Regions from separate parts of the Homo sapiens genome. Here region 1 is linked to region 2. A link is a loop called in an ENCODE intact Hi-C map of the cell type or tissue named here. Cell type or tissue: ascending aorta. All regions are shown on one strand. Region 1 overlaps GNG12-AS1 (GNG12, DIRAS3 and WLS antisense RNA 1). Region 2 overlaps WLS (Wnt ligand secretion mediator).

What was found. A loop is a pair of places that touch in the nucleus more often than their neighbours do. Peaks named below come from ENCODE experiments on the same cell type or tissue, not always from the same donor. Only the 100,000 strongest peaks of a DNase experiment are listed, where the experiment ranks them.
Region 1: it touches region 2 in a loop (4-fold over the local background); 12 of 110 quality-filtered maps call a loop at or near these places.

What each region holds. Positions count from the first base shown.
Region 1 is chr1:67,839,362-67,841,861 of GRCh38, forward strand. The region is part of intron 1 of GNG12-AS1 (GNG12, DIRAS3 and WLS antisense RNA 1); the gene reads left to right. Among named protein-coding and RNA genes, the nearest start is that of GNG12, 7.1 kb to the left of the region's middle. In ascending aorta, no CTCF peak of the experiment used is centred here; a DNase peak (open chromatin) is centred at 1,257; H3K27ac peaks cover 2,500 bases.
Region 2 is chr1:68,226,316-68,228,815 of GRCh38, forward strand. The region is part of intron 1 of WLS (Wnt ligand secretion mediator); the gene reads right to left. Among named protein-coding and RNA genes, the nearest start is that of WLS, 5.0 kb to the right of the region's middle. In ascending aorta, no CTCF peak of the experiment used is centred here; no DNase peak of the experiment used is centred here.

The DNA.
Region 1 (2,500 bases), 390 kb before region 2:
CTCCACAGGTGTCTTATTGTTATTTTATTTCCTATTTCCTGGATTACTAGGGAGGTTGAGCACATTTTCTTCTATTTATTAGTCATCTGCAGTCCCAATACCAATTTGGGCATGGATCTACTTGCAGAGGTCTTTGATAGATTGTGCTGGATATTTCTGTATTCCTATAAATATCCTTGAGCTTTATTCTGGAATATAGTTAAGTTATTTGGAAACAGATTTGTCCTTTCAGTTCTGCTTTTAAGATTTGTTTAGCAGGATTGGAGCAGTTACCACTCTAGGTTTTTTGCCTCTATTGAAGCAAAAGGGGATTGTGTGTCTATTCAATGCTCCATAGATCTTGAGATTTTTTTCAACCTGGATGGTGGAAGGAGGGACTCTTCTTGGCCCTGTATGAGCATCAGGTACTGTTCCCTCTAATACCTTGCACATGGTTCTTCTCTCAGCCTTGGGTAGTTACTTCACCTGCAAGAGCCCATCATCACTCACCATACTCATGCTAGTTTCTGGATTTTCTTTCTGTACACTCTCTTCTCTCTGGTTCTCTGTCTTAGGAATTCTAGTTGCCTTAATCTCTTCTTGTCTCCATCACCTTAACTCAAGGAGTCCACCAGATTCTTCCTGAATTCCCCCTCTCTGCTGTGGCCTGGAAACTCCCTCAGGGGAGGGTGCTGGGGGAGTGGTAGGATACACCTCATCTGTTTCCCATCTCTCAGGGATCACTGTCCTCTTGTCACCTGATGCACAGTGTTTTGCAAACTGTGGTTTCATTTATTTTACCTGTTTTTAGGTTGCTACGGGTAGGACGGCAAAACTAGTTCTTTACTCCATCTTGACTAAAAGTAGAAGTTGCCCCTGTCACTCTAAAACATGTGTTATTCTTCTTTTTAACTTAGTGTTATCTAATATTATTGCCTGCCCCCCTCATCATGCTGTAAGCTCCATGAGGGAAAGTACTATGTCTGTTTTGTTTTCTGTTGCCTCCCCAGCACCTATAACATTGCCTGACACATAGTAGTACTCATTAAATATTGAATGACTGCATGAAAGCTAGACCAGGATGGAGATCATGAGAAAACTTGAATGATGAACAGGAAAATTGAACAGATTTTGCTGAGAGTGGAGGCTCCTATTCTGAAACCAGAAGAATGTAGGCCAAGTTCTATTCAATTGCAAAGTGAGGATCTTGAGCACTGCAATGCTGGTGACTTTACTCAAGCTAGTCTGTCTGTAAATCTGCCAAAGCTCTTGGCAGATTAGGTCACATTTTTGGAATCTGCTTGGAATTCAGGAACATGGCGGTCATAATGAATCATGATTTTGACCCTTCCTCTTAATCTGATTGGCTCTAAGCCCTTAACAAATATTAATTATGTCTCACAATGGAATTGCCACCCTGACCTCTTTTCTTAGACTGCTAACACTGGATACTGCAGTGTTCAGCCCTCCTATCCCATAATAACGTGCCTACTCCTCCTTCCCAAAAAAGGAAAGGATAGGGTACTGTTTCTATCAACATCCTTAAATTATTTAGTCAGTATCCTAAAGATGGACTTGACAATTGAACAATTTTCTTAAAAACCTCACTTGGTAATTGCAAAAGCCTGTCTACTGTTTTTTCTGACTCTAGTCTCCAAGACAGTCCTCTGAGGTACAGGAAAAAATTTTAGAAATCACAGCTACATTTAATTTTTGTCTTTTCCTTTTGTTATTATGGTAAGTCAGGTATATAATTTACAAAGACACATATATTAGGACTACATGCTCGAAGTCCTTACCGATGAAGTATACAATAAAAAATGTTTGGACATCACAGATCTCATCTCTGAATTCCCTGTAGTTAAGGCTGGCTTACTCTTCCTGTGAGGCACCTCTAATTGTGCCTCTTTCTTCTGCAAAACAAACAAAACCTCAACACCTCTGAGGCTTAAGTATAAGAAAACTTTTGCAGCAAGCTGAAGTTGAAAAGAAGGGAGTTTTTCTATGTAGATTCAAAATCCAGTCTGCAATTGTTTGTTAGTCCCCACATTTATGTAGCACATTGTAATTGTGTACTGCACTGAATATGGCTACAGGGCTTCCGATTTCAGAAGAACATGAGTCTGCTCTCAGCCAAGATTTGTATATATTTAGTTCTCTGTGAAGCCTCTCAGGTCCACTAAATTATGGACCCAGAACAAGTACGAGGCCATGAATATTTCCTAGGTGCCATGTTAGCAGACTGAATTGCTAAAGAGATTATAGAAATAACAAACTTTAAATATATGAAGTTATTTACCATCAAAGTAGTTTACAGAAGTAGCAATAGAGTAAAAATGAATCTACAATACACTGTGTGGGGTGTGTCTGTGTGTAGGGGTTGGGGCAGGGAACACCAAAGTGCCAGACACATGAATGAAGAAGATATTTTGGAAGAGGAACCTTTGGCCCTGGCCTCCCCATCTGACACCAAGTAGACTAGAAATGAACTGCTCAGTTGAGCCTTTACTGAATTCCTAAC
Region 2 (2,500 bases):
AGGTAATCTTGTGCAGTTTTACTAGATCTTTCTGCACCTCAGTTCCCTTACATGTAAAAGGGGTACAAAAATACCAATTTGCCAAGGTTTTGTACAGATGAAATTAGACAGGCTTTGGCACATATTGCACATTCAATACATGTTAAACATTTTATCATTTTATTAATATATCTATTTCAAGATGAAATATTAATATAATTAGTTGATGGTATAATTAGTAGGGGTTCTAATTTCATACATTCTCGAATTCCCAATAAATAAGTGAAAATTATCTTGATGCTAGAAAACTACATCCTAGGAAATCTTTTGTTGTAAACTTAGATGACGAGGGGCTCTTTTCTACCCACAGCTCCCCTAGTTTACTCAAGCTCCATGTCTCCTCTTTACCAACCCCGTGTCGGCATGTAGCCCCATCCTGAGCACACAGTACACCCTAATAGATATTTTGCAAATCAGGCAAGTAGCACACAGGAGTTTTAAGGACCTTTATATAATTTCAACAAATTCAAAATTCTAAATCTCCATAGAAACACCTTTATGAGGAATATAAGGTAAGAAATATTTCTGCAGTTTATATGGATTTAAACATTTTAAGGTCAAATCATTGTAAAATGTCATGTAGGAAGGGAAGGCCTGAAGTCTCAATCTGGGTTTCAGGCAGGGAACCTGAAAACCTCACAAAGCCACACATAACACTATTAGCTCAAGGAAATGTTTCTCACTGTAACAGGAAAAGGGAAAGTTCGAATAGAAGTCTAGACAGGTTGTACTGAAAGAACAATCAGATGAAAGAGCAATTCAAGCCGGGCATCTTGTGCCTGTAATCCCAGCACTTTGGGAGGCCGAGGCAGGTGGATCTCCTGAGGCCAGGAGTTTGAGACCAGCCCGGCCAACCCGGTGAAACCCCGCCTGGCCAACCTGGTGAAACCCCGTCTCTACTAAAAATACAACAATTAGCTGGGCGTGGTAGCAGGTGCCTGTAATCCCAGCTATCGGGAGGCTGAGGCAGGAGAATCACTTGAACCCGGGAGGCGGAGGTTGCAGTGAGCCATTGCACTTCAGCCTGGCTGACAGAACGAGACTCCGTCACAAAAAAAAAAAAAAAAAAAAGAGCAATTAGAGATTGTTAGCATGAGCATGATTACACTGCAAGAACCAAATAGTTAAGTTTTTTTTAAGTCAAATATTGTAATTTCAATTACTCTTTTAAAAAAGAGTAATTGAAAACTCTTTTTAAGAGTTTACAAAAGAGTAAATTAAAAACATGCTCTTTTAAAAAAGATTAATTTATAAGGTTGCACAGTACTCCTACAAACCACATTAGATACTTCTAGTAGTTAACAAAGAGGAAAACAATGACATTTTACAAAATAAAAAGCAGAATTGAATACAGAAAAATATGACTTAACATCAACCAAAAACCAATTGATTAATCTTGTCAAGATTCTTGTCAAGATTCTCACCAGACACCCAAATACTGAAGGATTACAACTATTGCATCATTAAGATATATTAAAAGAAATGCAACAAGCTTAAAATCTAATAAATTGGAGAGTAAACACATATACTCTGCATAACTGTAATTTAATTTCTTAAAATTCTGCAACTTCCAAATAAACAACAGCAGCAGAAACAAAAGCTCACATAAATGGGTCACAGTAAAGACCAGTTGCCTCCACTTAAACAATACTAGCACAATCGTGTGGGCTACATCCTTGAAAGAAGTAGATAATCCATGCACAATTTGAGAAAATTGATTACATATGTGTGTATGTTATATCTTATACAGTATACATTACATCCTCAACATTAAAAATTTAAAAAGGCCACTCACATAAGTTACCTTTTGGAAGAAACAATGATCTTTTCTAAAGAAATAATAATTGGTGATTTGTTGATACTTACAGTTTATGTTTGGAATAGTCTCATTTATGGGTATGCTGAAAACAATGCAACAATTTTCTATTAATCCAGTTCTGATCTTCATACTCTTAGCAGTTTTAGAAGAGCTGAGAACAGTGACCTGCTTTTTCAACCATTATATTTCTGAGACATGACTAATTTGAAGCTGAGCAAATTGCACATAATGGGATTCAAGTTCATGATTTTTAGTCTGCACTCTCTTTTCAGGGTACATGGTCTCCTTCCCTCCCTGCTTCTACCACCACCCCCAAAGCTGCCTTTTCAGGAGCTAAATTCACCCAACATGAAATCAAAAGAGAATTATTTTTAAGTTTTCTGCAGGCTTATTTTTAAGGAGGATAAAGTTATATTTTTAAAAATATTTATCTTTTCCTTCAGGTACTACCGCATTTTTAAATAATTTCTAAATATTTAGAATGTATTTAGATGTATTTAGAATAGTAGATGTATCAGATGTATGGTTTCATAGTGGCTCAAAGTTTTTAAAAAAGCATTATATAAATCAGTGAATTTATAAATACCCTAAGTTCTACTATGTAAGATGTTGCTTTCAGAGCCTTTTTGCAAAATCCCATTA